2 separate regions of the Mus musculus genome follow, and region 2 is linked to region 1. The links are chromatin loops, found by intact Hi-C in ENCODE. Cell type or tissue: heart. All regions are shown on one strand. Links, peaks and the distances in the headings refer to the core of each region. The heading gives the core; the rest is flanking DNA.

What was found. Peaks named below come from ENCODE experiments on the same cell type or tissue, not always from the same donor. Only the 100,000 strongest peaks of a DNase experiment are listed, where the experiment ranks them.
Region 2: a loop joins it to region 1, with 5 times the contacts of the local background. A loop is called at or near these places in 7 of 42 quality-filtered maps.

What each region holds. Positions count from the first base shown.
Region 1 is chr6:145,181,477-145,189,476 of GRCm38, reverse strand. It overlaps Casc1 (cancer susceptibility candidate 1), which reads left to right. Exons shown (of 16, transcript NM_177222.4): 10 at 3,585-3,666; 11 at 6,097-6,257; 12 at 7,562-7,718. It overlaps Gm15543 (predicted gene 15543), which reads right to left and starts at 7,202. Exons shown (of 2, transcript NR_157240.1): 1 at 7,108-7,202; 2 at 1,847-2,112. In heart, for the core only: CTCF peaks have their summits at 1,984 and 2,199 (motif pointing right); a DNase peak (open chromatin) is centred at 7,266; H3K4me3 peaks cover 1,356 bases; H3K27ac peaks cover 978 bases; H3K27me3 peaks cover 747 bases.
Region 2 is chr6:145,117,401-145,126,555 of GRCm38, reverse strand. Lrmp (lymphoid-restricted membrane protein) reads right to left here and starts at 4,787. Exons shown (of 19, transcript NM_008511.4): 1 at 4,450-4,787. In heart, for the core only: no CTCF peak of the experiment used is centred there; DNase peaks (open chromatin) are centred at 645, 4,825 and 5,535; H3K4me3 peaks cover 258 bases; H3K27ac peaks cover 2,858 bases.

The sequences.
Region 1 (8,000 bases), core at 1-8,000:
CACAGGAGTCGCAGTCAGAACAGAGCAAGTGAACCGTCATCACGGACGTGACTGACAAGAGACTCCGCAGCGTTCCTGGCCTGTCGGGGTGTTGGACGATTCTCCACTCTGCATCAAGTGGCTTGATCATAGTTAATATTTGATGTAAATCTACCAGTGTCTTACATAAGAATTGCATTAACTTAAAAACTGCAAAATGACAGAACTTAGAAACTGTAATTTGAACCATGGGTTGAATTTGCAAACTAAAGCATTCCATCTTGTATCTAGGGATCCGTCAGGGTGGCCTCATGGAGTTGCAGTTTGCCATTCTGTTAATGTAGGTCACTTAGGAAACAGTTTTCATAAAACAGTGTTGGTTTTAGTTGGTGGGGTTGTGCCCATGAGTGCAGTGTCAGGGGCGGCCAGGGAGGGCATAGCAGCCCCTGGGGCTGAAGGCGCAGGTGAGTTTGAGCTGCTTCATTCAGGTTCTGAGAAACAACTCAGGCCCTCTGGAAGGACAGCACGTGCTCTTGCCTGCTCTGAGCAATCCCCGGATCCTGGAAATACTTTACATTAAAAGCGTAAGCCTGTGAATTCATAACAACAGCGGCAGGACCTGTGTGTGTTAGGGTCTCACACCTGTCCCAGCAGGTGTTTGACTTACTCTCTGAACTTGGAAGGACCACGCTTAATCCTGACTTAGTCTTAATGGCCTTAGAGAATGTGGCTAACCACGCCTGTCTGCTTTCTATTACCATTGAATGCTGCCCTGGGTAGATTCCAGTTGGTGTGATGATTGGCGGAGCATCCTGTGGCATACCCAGATAGATCTCAGAACCCCGAAGCAGGCAGTTGCCAGGAGCCTCATACGCTTTCCCAGAGCTTGTGAAGGCAGGCTGGGAGTTGGGATAGGAAACACTTTACACTGAGAATGTGGGGAGATGAGAGAGGGGCCATTTCCAGGAGGCCCCCTCTCAACATATTAGGCATGTGTGCTGTTGCTGTCATACCTCCAGCCTGACAGCACTTGACATGGTAAGGAGGACATGTGCAGGATGTCCACAGAGGCAAAAGTGCCCAGGCAGGATCTGAGTTAGAGCCTTTGATGGGTGGGGTCTTGCTCTCTGTTGCACCCTACCCCCACCCCCACTTGTCCCAATTTTCCGTTAATGGCTCTGAGAGTTTTAGCATAGAGGGGCTGCCACCCTCCTCACCTGTACCTTTAGACTCACCCCTTTCCTCGCCAAACTGGACATTACTTAAAGCCCTCTACCCCCTCACTATGAATCTAAGCACTGTGAGCAGTGACCACAACCAGCCTGGCTGTTTCTGTCTTAAAATGTCAATGTAGTTCAGTACTTTTGGATCCAGCCTCATTCAAACTTTTAGGAAATCCTATGCCAGGATATGACATCATCAGCTTCTAGCCTAGTTCCCAGGACAACGGCTCCTCCTCCTCCTCCTCCTCCTCCTCCTCCTCCTCCTCCTCCTCCTCCTCCTCCTCCTCCTCCTCCTCCTCCTCTTCCTCTCTGAAGCCTCATGCTGTACCCTGTCTGAAAAGCCATACACTCTACTGATTTCTCATTATTGTCTTCTACCAAACTTCCACCCGGACAGCCACTGAGCTCTTGCTTACAGAATTCTAGGGCTCTTGTGGCTTATGGCTCTAGGCTGTTTCCGTATTCGCCCCAAATCAGTTCTAAAACTATGGTCGCGCGACCAGGATGCTCATGGTGACAAAGCTGTGATCACGTGGCTAGGATGCTCGGTGACAGCTATGATCATGCGGCCAGGTTGCTCGCGGTGACAAAGCTATGATCACGTGGCCAGGTTGCTCGCAGTGACATCGCTGCGCCTCAATACTGCGTTTTCTATGTACTTTCATTTTTCACTGATGTGGCAAATAGCAGGCAGAGACAACTTAGGGAAAGAAGGGATTGTATAGGTTCATGGCATGACGGGATGCAGTGTATCACGGGAGCAGCGGGAGCGCGAGGTAGCGATACACGGGGTTTCTGCAGCCAGACAGCAGAGACTGTGAACGTCCATGTTCAGCTCTCTCTCTCTTCTCTTTCTGTTTAGGTTGTGACATCATCTCACAGAATCGCAAGTCCATGTTCAGGGTGGGATCTAGTCAAGTTGAGAGTGAAGAGTAATGTAAATTGAAAATTCTCTGACATTAAATGACAGTGTAGGTTTCTTTTTTCATGAGCTTATTAAGAAGTTGGCCACTAGAGGGCTCTTAATACCGACTCTTAATTGATTTGAATGGCTTTTAAAAATATTGTAAATATTTAAAAAAATATTTAACAATAAAAATATTTAAATGTTTAATATATTTTAAAATACCATAAACATTCTAAGTTGTTTATAGCACAACATGTTTAGAAAGGGCTAATTTGAGTAGGGCATAATTAATGAGAAATTATTCAAAGTAGAACATTTAAAATAGTAGTTTCAAAAATATTTTACTACCCTGAGGAACAAGCAGATAGATGGACATGGGTCTTTGAATTGAAAGTTAAGTTTCGAAGTGTCTCTCTCATTAAGGGACTGAACTGGCCTGGAAATGTAACTCAGCGACAGATGCTTGGCCGGTGTGGATGAGGCCCTGGCTTAAATCCCCAGTCCTTCCAAAAGAAAAACTGAACAAGCATGCATAAGAAAATTCCACATGTACACTCAAGAGCATGCATGCACACATGTGCATGCCTGAATGTGTATACACACATTACATTCACACAGAGGCATACATGCCCAAACATGCTCATACTACACACGCATACACACACACACACACACACACACACACACACACACACACACACACACACACACACACACACACACAGTCTAACTCTCAGGTGAAATCTGCTATAAGAAACTCAGCCTGATGTTGCCTTTCTTTGGTTGTGTCTGTTTGGTCCTAGAGAGTGAACCTAAGACTCCATGTGGCCTCAGGGTTCTACCATTGAATGATCTTGGGGGCTTTGTTTGTTTGCTTTGTTGTTGTTTCTCTGGATTTAGGGGGTTTGACACAGCATCTTATGTAACCCAGCTGGCCTCAAATGGCTGTGTACCTGAGAATGGCCTTGGACTTTTGATCCTCCTGCCTCCACCAGAGTGCTGGGATCACAGACAAAAACCATCACCCTGTTTTATGCAGGGCTGGGGGCTTGAACCCCATCCTCCTGCATGCTAGGCAGGCACTTTGCCAGCTGGGCCACCTCCCAGTCTACTGACTTGTCTCTAATGAGCAGCCTTGTAGAGGGGTGACAGCCTACTATATTCTGGATATACACCAGCATGTGTACTGAAAAGATTGCATAGGGTGATCAAGAGACAAAATACGCACAAATCAAATCAACAGGCCAGAGACTGTCCCTGAAGTGACAGCATTTAGGCTAAGTGCTAAAAAAGCCATTCCTGCTGCTGCTGCCGCTGTTCCTGCTGCTGGTTTTGTTGTCCTTTTGGTTTGGCTTTTTGAGACAGAGCCTCACCCTGGTCTCTAGGCTATTTTACGGACCAATACCCTCCTGTTGCATTTAGAGAATAATTTCTGAGGATGTTGATGCTCACTGCCAGCCATTCTTCTATTGCAGACTTCCGACTCTGAAGGGGAGGATTCCCAAACCACCCAACTTGAACTGGAGATGAAGCTGCTGAGTGAAGCAGTCTTAGCAGGTATTCTGTCCCCACCCTCGGTGTGTAATGGAGGCTTCCTTCACAGAAAAGTAAGGCAAGGCCATTGTAGAGTGAAATATGTTTGAAGCACAAATCCTCCACAGTCCCTCTCAGACAAAAAAAAAAACTGTCAATAATCAATAATCATACTTTTCTACTCAATATTAAGTTATGTACTTAGGGAAAAAATATGTTCCAGACAAATGACGTTCAGCACTGATCCCAGAATGCATTGGTAACCTGCCTCATCAATTAAAGTAGCTTCATAATTCAACCCAAACAAGGGAATATTTATTTATGTCATGTATATGGGCACACTGTCATTGTCTTCAGACACACCAGAAAAGGGCATTGGATGCCCATAACAGATGGTTGTGAGCCACCATGTGGGTGTTGGGATTTGAACTCAGGATCTCTGGAAGAGCAGTCAGTGCTCTTAACTGCTGAACCATCTCTCCAGCCCAGGGAACAATATTTAAATTTCTGTTGCTAGTGAGATCATAACTGATTTCTTCTCTGTACTCACTGTTGCAATGAACACTCACGAGAGCACACACCTGGATGAACACATGCCTGAACCCTTTACTGTCTTGTCCTGGCAGGTGTCACTGGATGCAGCCTGACAAGGTGGACATGATCTCACAAGTCTGGTGTCTGTCTGATGATGTCTGTCCTCTCAACTATCACTGCTCTTCCTTCTCAGTGACCTGTTCTGTGTATTCTAAGCATATTTGCCATGCTTAAATCTTTGTACCCTCTTATTTGGTTGTTTGTATATTCTGAGGCACTGTCTCAAGTAGCCCAGGCTAGACTCAAACTCTATGTAGCTGAAGATGACCTTGAACTTCTGATCTGCCCAGCTCCACCTCCCCAAGTGCAGGTCACAAGCATGTGCCAGGCTTTATGTGGTGCAAGGATCAAACTCAAGGACCTTTGCATTCTAGGCAAGCGCACCACCCTTCCGGCTACATCCCTTCTCCCATCCTTGGAGCATTCCTATAGCTGATACCAGGCAAGAGTTTCTGTTTCTAGATCTAGGATGATAAAGTAGGTTATGGAACTTCTGTCATGAACACCCCAATTCCCTACATGATGAGCCCCAAGTCAGAGATGTCTTCACCCTCTAAATTTAGACACAGTAGTATTTCTGGCTTCTTTTTAGGCCAATAAATTATAAATTAAATACATTTAAAATTAAAGAGTTTAGTTTATTAAACATGCACCAACAAGAGACCAGTAGTTGCCTAACTTGATTTAATTTTTATCTGTCTATCTATCTATCTATCTATCTATCTATCTATCTATCTATCTATCTATCTATCTATCTATCTATTGCTTGTTTCTGTTAACTTTCAGTATCCTATCTCCAGAGGTTGCATTCAGAGAGCCCTGCTGTACCTCTTGCATGGGAGCAGACTGATAGTAAACACCACTACCAATCCCTGTGTCTCACTGCCTGCCTGCTGCCTGCTGCCTGCTGCCTGCTGCCTGCTGCCTGCTGCCTGCTGCCTGCTCTGCACCTACCCTCTCATTCCCCTTCCAAACTCTGTAACACAGTCCAAATCCATTGTGGATTTTATAGTTGAAGAAACTTGGACAGGATATATTAGTCAGCTTTCCTGGGGAGAGGCAGGGTCACATTGTACAGCCTAGCACTCTGTGGAACAAGCAGGTCTCAAGCTTGTAATGACCTTCGGGCCTGTACCCCCTGAGGACTGGGACTAGACGTGTACAGCACACCCGCCAGCCTGCATATCTCGAATTAAGTCTGACCACTGCTCAGGGTAATATTTTTGAGTGTCTGACTTTGTCTTGGAGGTGGAGGTGAGAATGTTCCTTGCCATGGTGACTGTAGGTGCCACTTTTGTCTGTGTGTTTGTCACTAGATTGTATAGTTCCCACAAAAGTCTCAGTCCATCACTTCCCTGAGCTGGGTCTAATTTTGTTGAAATAACCAACTTTCATATTTTACATGGCCCCCAAATCTACTTTTCCTCCATGACCTTCCCACTTATCTTTTGATTTTTTTATTTTTATTTTTTTGGTCTGATAATGTCCAGTTTTAAGGACTTAGTAATTAATCAAACTTTTTGTCTTTTATGGAATATAGTTTTACCAGTAATACATACTTATTGTGTGTAGCCTCCTACAATGCTAGAGTTTGTTGTAAGCAGAGCTCTTCCTACCCCTAACACACACACACACACACACACACACACACACACACACACACACACACACACACACACACACACACACACACACACACACACACACACACTGTGCTCCCACTTAAACCTTGAGAACCTTGTGCAAAGTCTAGCAGCTAAAGACAAAAAGCTTTAGCAGGCCTGGGATTTTGTCTTTGTATCCTTCTTGACCGCAACAATGTTATGATCTTTTCTGAGCCTGCGCTGTGGTTCCTTTTAGCACAGCTGTGCCTGGTAGAGAATGTGGTGGAATTGCCAGAAGCCTCACAAGCCTACAAGGTGGACTTGTGCCATTTCTCTACCCTGGGCGGCGTGTACCACCTGGATGTTCTGGAGCTGCCCCCTCAGTGCAAGCCTGTGAAGGGCTGGGTGCTAGTGGAGGTAGGAGACTCTTCGGGACCCATTCGAGGTGAAATTGCCTGGCTTTTACTTCATTTCCCATGGCCTCAGCCTCTAATGCATGTTAATCTTATCCTAGGAGAACTTCTTACCTATTAACTTACTTGTAAACCTACAGTCCTAATGCCCCAGCGTGTCAGTCAGCCCTTGATACAGCCAGTCTCCATCAGAGCTTGGAAAATATATATATATATTTTTCTATTAAATGGCCAGGTGGTAACCATTTTCACATTGGTAGGCTGCGTTGACTGAGAACCCAAGGCCCCTTCTTCATCCCTAAAACCTCTGAAGGAAAGGGAGTGGGCATACCACTGGTACACTAGTCCAGGTGTGCCTAGCAGAGCATCGGGGCAGGGATAATCCTCCTGCCTCAGCTTCCTGAGTGCTGAGATCATAGCATACACTGTCCTACCTCACTTATTTTAATGCTTAGTAACTTGATTTTGTTTTTATTTTGTGTGTACAAGCTGATCCTGCCTATGACCCTCTGCATCATAGCTACAAATAGCCCCAAGTGAAAACATTTTATATCTGAGAAATAAAACTTTAAAAAATAAGAGTGTTTCCCCCCCATTTTTAATACCTGGGAAAGAAGCTGAGTTTTCACGAATTCACCCAACGATCCATTCTTGAATTTTGCCCCCCCCCCCCCGAATCCACCGAATCCTCCTGCACACCCGGCTGAGGCTCCTAAGAGGACAGCGTGGGCTCACTTAAGCGTGGAACATTTTCAATCTATTCCATGAGAATATTCTTCTGGATTTTCTAAGCTTTTCATCTTCCCTTGGTGCCTTCTTTCTACCGATTACAATGGTTCAGAGCCCTGCCTTACCTCAGGAATCTGCTGTCTGCTTGAGACCTTCACCCAGTCCTTCCTGTGCCTCTCCAGGGGCATCCGCAGGTCTTTTCTATGGCTGGGTGTCCTTCACTGAAATGTGAGACCCAGTGACGTTGGATCCCTTGGGAGGCGCTTGAGTGTTAGTGTGAACTTGAAGTCTTTGGCAGGTCTCCCAATCTCTCTGAGGCCTTGGTTATCAGTACTGCTGAGCACAGACTTGTCACGGGGCTTGGGATGTAGACGCTGAAGAACACATGCGGGAGCCTGACCCGCAGGAAGGTCTGAGGTTATGGTTAAGTTGCTCATCTGTGAGTTTTGCTGTGATATTCCCTACTCGTTCTGTGGTGGCCTGTGGCAACAAGCGAAGCTTGTTAGTGACAGGCTTAGTGACAAGTGCGTCTGGCCATTGCCACCCCCTCTGACTTTCCTTACTCTGGTCACTTAAAAGATACTCCAGGAAGGACTGCAGAGGTTTATATATCCTCCAGACACCACAGAGGAACCTGATCCAGACGTCACCTTCCCACCCATAGAGGTCACACTGGAGATCCACAAGAGCGTCATCTTCTTTGAGCGCCCTAGGGTCGTCAGGTGGGACAATGAAGGTACAGCCGTACCACAGCAGCTCTGATACTCATTCAGCAAGAAGGGTAGTGCAAACAACTGCAGTAGGTAGTCCTCCCCTCATCCCTCCCTCCCTCATCCCTCCCCCCTCATCTCTCCCTCATCCCTCTGCCCTCATCCCTCCCTCCTTCATCCTACCCTCCTTCATCCCTCCCTCCCTCATCCCTCTGTCCTTCTGCCCCTCATCCAACGCTCCCTTATCCCAGTGTCATTCATCCCTCCTGTCATCTCTCCCTCATCTCTCTGCCCTCATCCCTCCCTCC
Region 2 (9,155 bases), core at 512-8,511, 63 kb after region 1:
GAGATCATGAATTTGACAGTAAGAAAGGGGAAGTATATGGGAAGGTTTTGAGGGAGGAAAGGAAGGAAGAAATGATGTAATTATATTATTTCAGAATTTAAAATATAATAATAATAATAATAATGTCTATCACTTGAGAATGCTTGCTGCTCTTTCAGAGGACCTGAGTTGGGTCCCAGCACACATGTCAGGAGGCTTTTAACTACCTGTAACTTCAGCTTCAGGAGGACCCACCCCCTATGCCTTTAAGGACACCTGCATTCATGTGCACATACACACACATGCAAAAAATAAATAATAAAGTAACAATAATAAACATAATAGATAACAAACAAAGAAAATGCAAGGCTTGTGTGCTACTCAGGGTTAGGAAGAAACCACTTAAAAATGTGTGCGACTGTCACCTGCACAGTAAGAAAACTACTCAGTTGCTAGGAGCCAGGGAGATAACACGAGCCTGTTCAGAAGGCCTGGAAGGATGTCAGACACACTCTAAAGTTACAGAAATGTCAGTGCCACTGGTCTGGTGCCAAGGAAGGGCAGAGGCAGGGGAGTTCTGAGGCACTGGGCTGTGGAGGTAAACACAGATCTGTCCCCCAGCCCCAACCCGTGGGGAGCTGAGAGGCTGGGAGGAGGACCCAGGCACAGACATGTGTGTGTGACTTTCTCAAAGGTGGCTGAAAAGGCTTCTGCTGCCTGCTTGGCAGCCACAGGCTTCAGGGCTTTTCTGCTGCAAAGCCTGGCACTCTAATCCTAGTTAGCCAGACTGGTGAGATAACAGAGCATGTCATTCCACACACCAATTGTGAAGGAGGGAAGCCTGCTCCAGCCCAACACTCCGGATGCATCTCGTCGCTGTAGTGCATGTGTTCCCGGAAGCAGCCTTCCATGAAGGACAGACTCCGAGAGGTCAGGTGACTTGCCCAGTTTTGGCAGGTGCTCTTGCAGACTTGGATTCTTAACACAGGCTAGTTTGACATTAAGCTCGGTGTCCTTAAGCCACCATACTACATCATCTGCTTATCTCACCTACACCTGCATTTTTCTTTATATTTATTCATTCTGCATGCAGATGCATACATGCCTGTGGTATGTGTGTGCGTTTTGTGTGTGAGCACACATGTCACGGTATGCATGTAGAAGTCAGAGGACATCTTGTGGGGATTTTTTTTTCTTTTGCTATCTTAGTTCTAGGAATCACACTCAGGGTGTAGGACCTGGTGGCAAGAGCCTTTGCATCCTGAACCATTACATCAGCTCCATATCTGTATCTGCATTTGGGAAAGCTTGTCCCTCAACCCCATCAGAAGTGCTGAGCAAACTCTCCTTGTCTTTGTTTCCTCATTCACCCATCCTTTTGCATCTTTCATTTGTTTATTTTTGAGACAATGCCTTTCTAAGAAGCTCAAGTTATCCCCTCATGACTTTCAGAACTGGGACATGGGCATGGACTGTCACATTCAGCCCCCAGGGCCTTTTATCTGTGTGTGTCTCAGTCACCCAGATGCCTGTTCCTTCCTTGACATCCCTCCAGTTTCTGCTGATGCAGGGCATGTGATTGTCACCCGTTATCTGTCCTCAGAGTCTTCAGGTGGTCCCTTCTCACTTGCTCACATCCTCCACAGAGAGGCCATCAAGAAGAGGTTTCAGTGAAACAGTTTAGTGGAAAGCCTCCCTCAACCTGTGGCATACACATGCAGACACTGTTAAAAAAAAAAATACAAGACAGGCTCTTCTCAGGATTCCCCCCAAAGGAGTCCTCTTGTGGTCTGTCAAGTGGCATCATGAGAGCCCAGATTAGCTCTCATCTGTGTTTCCTATAGATAAGAAGCCTTGACTATGTTATATGCCTGACCTCCATCTAAGAATGCTTTGACATTTCCTTTTCAAAGTATCTGCTGATAGCCCAGTATTGCCATGGTGGCACAAACCTGTAATCCTAGCAATTACACCCAGGAGGATGACACAGAAGATGGGGAATTTAAGGTCATATTGGCTACTTAACCATTTCCAGGCCAGTCTGGACTACGTAAGACCCTGTCTCAAAAAAAAAAAAAAATCAAACAAGGGGATAGAGAGATGGCTCAGCAGTTAAGAGCACTTGTTCTTCCAGAGGACATGGGTTAGATTCCCAGCACAACCTAACAGTTTACAACCATATATATATATATATATATATATATATATACCCAGTTCCAGGAGTGCCAACATCCTCATCTGGCTTCCTCAGGTATCAAATACATACTGGGGCTCAGACGTACATGTGGGAAAATAATAATACATATAAAATGAATAACAATAACAGAGATACAGATGCCCAATACTGCCTATCAACACAAGATACTTGTATACAATCCAGGAAGAAAGCGTTAAACATGCAGGTGGCCTCAGGATAGATACAATGTTAAAAAATATATATATATAAGTAACCATTCAGGCAAGCTACAGCAGGAAGGTGCGCTCCACCTTAGAGGCAAGTGGGCACAATCAGCTCACAGGCCAGCCCGACCTGCTGCCAAATAATACCCTGACTAGGTTCTTCAATACTGTTCAGATGCCGAATCAAATGTGACTAACCACTTCCTTATTCTCTGTTGTGGGCATTGGCCTGCTCATCTGGAAAACCAATCCCATCTTCCCACAGCTGGCACATGAATTTGAGATGGGTCAGAACAGTTGCTAATTTATTCACCTAGCTCAAGAGTTTCAGAACAGCTGAGGACATTTGAATACCTTTCTTTCCGACTCATAATTCAAGTGTCTGACTCAGAACTCGAGAGGCCTGGGTGGCGGTGGGGGATGTGTATGTGTGTGTGTGTGTGGCTACTATCCTCACTCTTTGCTGTCCCAAGTCGACCTGCTATGTAGAGCATTGTGAAAATGTGAACTGCTCTCTTTGCCCAAAAGTTGATTTTCACAGGTGTTGAGAGAGACCTTCATGTAAAGACATGGTCTTGAGCAAAAACCCATAGGTGTGCCTTCTCTGGGCAGGCAAAATACACCCATCTACATGTGTTCCATGAATTCTGGTAGCTCGAGAGCAGGTGCATTGAGGAAGGAAGTCCACACATGAAAAAAAAAAAAAAAAAAAAAGCGCTTCTAATACCATTCCAACCAATTGTCTCTGGAGGCTGGGCTGGAGGACCATAACCAGCAAGGAACCCCACAATGGCCTTTGGGATGTGTCATAACTGTAGACACTCCTGCTCAGATGCCACAGGGAACCCTTGAGAAGGGGGACCCAAATTCTTACTTGCTCACAAAACACTGAGATGTAATATCAATTTCATCAAAAGACAGATGTAAGTGGCCGGTGGGTTAGTGCTCTGAGCATGGGCTCTGAAGCACCAAACTGGGCGCAGCTGCTTATCGGTGCCTCCACAGGGTAGCTCTTCTCACAAGAGACCCTTCTCCAAAGCCTCCTGAGCAATGACAACACTGTACCCTCCCTGATTTAAAGAACAGTTTTTATTGCTTTCTGAAACATTGAAAACCAGTGAGCTGTACAAACCAAGACAGTAACAATAAAATATTGAACAATGTTGCTATTCTAAAAGGAAGCAATTCCTTAAACGCCTCAGCCACTTCCTCAGGCCAACAGTGAAAAAGGTACAGAAATTCACAATAAACCCAGACCAAGCACCATTTGGGTCACGAGATAAATGAACTCTTATGTCTGGAAAAAAAAAATCTGTCCCACTAAATTAAGAAGTTCACTGAACAAAAGCAGCTGTCCGGTAAACGGCGAGGCACGCAAGCTTTACAATTTCCATTTCATCTTTGTAGAATAAAGCAGGTTTATAAATAGCCTGACATTTGTAATTTGACACTTGTCTTCTCACATTATTCTTGGTAAATGCTCATAATAGGCCTTTGGCTGGCACACAAAATTCTAAATACCCGTTTCAAAGGTAAAGTATATTTGAGCAGAGGAACGCACACAGTTTAACCCCAGCACTCTGGAGGCAGAAGCAGGTAGATCTCTGTGAGTTTGAGGTGAGCATAGTCTACAGAGAGTTTTAGGTCAGTCAGAACTACACAGTGAGACCCTGTCTCAAAAACAAAACTAAAGTGTGCATATATATCCATACATACACACACACATTTATATTAAGAACACATTAAAAATTTTAAAGCAAGTTTACATGTGTTTAATATTGATACACACTCTTGCACACAAGGGTAAGTTGCCTCTGAGCTAAGTAAGCCCCAGCTCTGTTTCATTTTAAACGGAAAGATAGCCATAGACAAATCTAGCAACAGCCTGGGGTGCGGGGAGCAGGGGAGGGGTCTATGGCCCTGGCCAGAGGCTGAGATCCCGGGAGCGAGAGCGAGCGATGCTAGCTAACCCTTCCACTGGCTAACCCAGCAGCTGGGATCCAGGAAAGCGGCAGAGGCTCTTCCTCCTCATCCTGGGCGACATGAACCAGAGTAGAATGAGCTACTTACACTGAACGCCCCTGGTCTTCAGCTCCTGAGTCTGAGTAGTGCTGGGGACTGTGATCTCCTTCTGGAATCGCTTCCTCTAGTTCTTGTAGCAGAGGCTTGCCTCATGCGCAGGCCCCATCCTGATCCCCCTGACCCATATGCACAGGTCAGCCTGGGTTTGAGCCGCGGGAAGGGCGCTGGATGCTTGTTCTTAGGCACAGGAAACTGGAAATATGCTTTTCTTCTCAGGGAAATGATAAGCGTAGGCTCAACTTCTGCAATTCTGTTTGCACGGGCGGGCGCAGCAGGCCCAGATCCTTCCACCCAGAGAGTCCCTAGAAGCAACTTAAGCTTTCTGTACTCCCCTCTTTCACCAGAAGGCTGTTAACACCGCCTCCTCTGCACCCCTGCACCCCTGCACCCTTGCGCCCTGCACTTCCTCTGCGCAGGCTAAAGGCCAGCCTCCTGGGACAATTGAATAGTTCCTTTTTTCCCCCTCCTCCATTTTTGCTTCACATTTTAAGGACATCTGAGGTGATATCCCTGAGTTTCATATTGCCAAGGCCTCCGGACCCCTGGCTCTATGTGCTCTCTGGCTATGGACCTTCTTCCTAGTGGGCACATCTTGCAGCCGCTTAGCAATGTCTAATGGTTTCTGAATGAAGTCGAAATTTTAAAAAAAGAAAGGGGGGGAGGGGGTGTGTGGAGGGAACGACAGAAACACCCTGAGCTTTCAGTGACACTTCAGTCACAAGTCACTCTGAGAAACTGTGAGGAACTCAAACTTCTTTAGAGAGGACCTGAAAAAATGAAAGCATTTAGAAATACAGGCTCTTGAGTAAAGCAACCCCAGAGCTCACAATCAACTCCACAGCTTCCTCGGGCTGTTTCGGATGAGCACGTGGCATGACTGGCTCCCCACGAGCTCGCTGTGACACCTGCGGCACACAAGTAGGATGTTCTACATTGGGAGCAGGGTGACAAGTTTAGTTTTTACACACCAACACGAGCTATTTAGAGGAAAGTGGGTGCGGAGGGAAATGCGTCTTTGTTTCGTTAACCTTTCTCCTTTGGACTGTCAATCATAGGAAACGGGCAGAGCTTTAGTACCGGAAGTATCTCCCCCAACACAGCTGGAAACTCACTGGATATTCCCACTGTGAACTCAGAGGTCATTCTCTACCTCTTATCTCCCACCACAAATGTCCTTGAGCCTTTAGCACTTCTCATTTGGCTCCCACTCTCCGCTAGCCAGCAAGACTAATCTGTGGCGTACTGATGACTCAGTGGTTACCAGGAACTGCTTGAGTACAAACCTTAACCCACTGGGCCCACCCATTTTGAATTAGGATCAAAGTGGGGGGGGGGGGTAGAGGGAAGACAGCCATCAGTCCCAGGCTCCTTGCAGTTAAAGCCTAACTGTGTGCCTGCATAAAACAGCACTGCTTATAACATCAGAAGCAAGAAGGACCACGGCCCTTTCAGCATCGTTTTGTATATAGAGGCATTCCCCAAAGCTGCTTGCGCGACCGCCTACAGTCGCTTATGCTCTGTAATGGCGCTAAAACAATATGAACAATGTATATTGAAATCTACACTCTTAAATATTTATAGTTCTTACTAAAAGAGGTAATGCTCTTTTGAGATAGGATCTCATATACCCCAGGCTGGTCTCTAATTTTCTATGTAGCTGAGAACTTCTGGTCCTCCTTCCTCTACCTCCCTAGAGTTGGAATTACACACATCCACCACCTAGAGCAGCTTGTGCTCTCATGCTAATTTATGTTACCCAAAAACCTGTTTGCAGTGTCCTGCATGTAGGCTAAAGGAAGCCTACCCCCAGCTGGCTCTGATTGGAAAATAAAGTTGCCAGTGGCCAATGACTGGGCAAGGAGACAGAGGCGGGACTTTTAGAATTCCAGAGTAAGAGAGGAGGAGGAAGAAGGGATCCCACCATGAGAAGGGCATAGGACAGACTATGCCAGGAAGGAGCAGGGGGGAGAGCAGGCTGAAATGTAGGTACGAGGGGGAAAGCAGCCCCAGAAGGGCTGCCCAGAAGGGTCTTGGACAGCAAAGATAAAATATATATTTAGTAAGTGTTAACTCAGGAATATCAGAAGGGAGTGTATGCTAGCTTCGGGGCAGTTTAAGTGCCATTTATCTAGGTAAGGTATATTAAAAATAAACCAACGTGAGCAAAAAGCTAACGCGAACCTACCAGGAGTATAAAGCAGAATTTTAACTATTTGCTGAGACAACCACTAAGTCTAATTTATTCAGTACAAAGACTGGACTTGAACCCAGGGCTTTGAGCATGCTAAGCTGGCATTGCTGCCAGCCAAACTGTCTACAGCCCAGTTCTATGCTCGTACTGTTTGTGTGTATGGTATTGTTAACTACATCATGTATGGTGTTGCCAATGTCAGAGTGTATACAGTACTGTTAGGTACAGTGTGTACAGTACGGTTAAATGTAGGATATGGTATTGTTAATAACAGGTACTGTGTCATGCAGCAGATGTCAGGAGGTCACTTGTCACAATGGCCTAAGCTTTACACCTGATGAAAAGTAACTCTGCCTTCTTCTCCTCAGCCTGTAGCCACCCTACTCTCTGCCTTTTGGAGGCTTAAGCTGTTTCAGATTCCCCATCCTCCATGACTGGAGGCCTAACATCCTCTGGGTTCATCCATGCTGCCATATGCGGTAGAACTCCCTTAAGGTTGAATAAGATTGTTACCCAAGATTGATACATTTTATCCACTCATCTGTGAATGGACTGCTGTGAAGCTCCCATGTCTTAGCCGCCTCCTTACCTTCATCCATTCACATCTAGACACACATCTGGGCTGTTTCTGCATCTTGCTTTTTATGAAATGCAACAGTACACTTGTGTCCATTTTCCACGCGTGCGGGTATGTGCACAATATGCATATCTGCTGCCTACAGAGGCCAGAGAGGGCATCAGATCCTCTGGAATCAGAGATGGGGACGGTTATGAGCCTCTGTGTGGATGGATGCTGAAAACTGAACCTGGGTCCTCTGTGAGAGCGGGCCATCTCACCCGACCATTTTAAAGCCAGTGTGTGCACGCGTGTATGTGTGTGTATTTTAATGTAGTCCTTAGTGTTCCTTATATATTAAAATGCTAAGTCCATATCTGATATAGGATTCTCCAGTATTTCTCCCATTCTGAACACCATGCTTCTCTTAATCTCACTTATTGTAGGAGATCCCGTGTCTGATGTGGTCTCGCTTACTGTGCCTGGACTTTTGGTGTCTTACCCAAGAAATCTTGTCAAAACAGTTCTGCTTTCTTCTGGGTGATTTAGAGTTCCAGATCTTTTTGTTTTTTGTTTTTTGGGTTTGTTGTTGTTTTTGTTTGTTTGAAACAGGGTTTCTCTGTGTAGCCCTGGCTGTCCTGGAACTCACTCTCTAGACCAGGCTGGCCTCCAACTCAGAAATCCACCTGCCTCTGCCTTCCAAGTGCTGGGATTAAAGACGTGCACCACCACTGCCCAGCCAGATCTTATATATAGTAAGTGTTTAAGCCTTTCAAAGGGTTGACTTCTGCACACAGTGAAAGATGCCATTAGTACCTCCCTTCTCTGTGGATGCCTTCTTCATGGTCATGGAGAACTCTTCATGGTCATGTCAGAGATGAGCTGTGCACACAGGTGTGGGATTTATTTATTTATTTACTTACTTATTTACTTATCTATCTATTTATTTTCTAGACTCTTTGCTCTGCTCACCTGCCTGCATGTCTCAGGGCTACACAGTTCTGTGTTTGGTTTCTACAGTTTTGTAACCGTTTTTGAAATCAGGAAGGATAATTCCTCCATCTTTCTTTCTCAAGCTTTCAACTAGTCAGGGTTGTTTGTTTGTTTGTTTGTTTGTTTGTTTTGTGGTTCCACAGGAATTTTTAAAAAATGCTACCTCTATAAAGCCTCCACTGAGATGGCATTGCAGTGAATCTATGAATGACCTCGATCAGTATGGACATTTTTTTAAAGATTTATTTACTTTATGTACATGAGTACACTGTAGCTGTACAGATGGTTGTGAGTCTTCATGTGGTTGCTGGGAATTGAACTCAGGACCTCTGCTAGCTCTGGCCCTGCTCGCTCTGGCCCAAAGAATCATTTATTATATTTATTCTTATATGTAAGTACACTGTGCTTTCAATTGTTAACTGTAGCCAGGAGCACCAGGCTAGCAGGATATATAAATGTCACTTCCTTACCTGCCTATAAAAAGTCACCTTTAAAGGTCACCTTTCCCACGTATCTCCCAAAGTGGGATCCCCAAAAGCTCCATAATAGTTTCCCCCCCAAAGACATTAGCTTTAGAAATAACCCCAAGAGTGCCTGCCTATCATAGTCTGAAAGAAAGTAATAGGACTTTAAAGGCCATCAGAAGTTCATATTTAATAATAAAAATCTCCACTACTGATGTGCATTCATCTAGAAGATAATGACACTCATGGATTTTATGAATTATAGAAGACATTGAAATAGCTCTTCAAGACTTACATGGTACCATCATTAAAGATATGAAACGGATGTTAAATCTTTGAAGATTTTTCTCCCTCAGGAAATTTCACTAGCGTGTTAAGACACACATATATTGGGCTGGAGAGTTGGCTCAGTGGTTAAGAGCACTAACTGTTCTTCCAGAGGTCCTGAGTTCAATTCCCAGCAACCACATGGTGGCTTACAACCAACTGT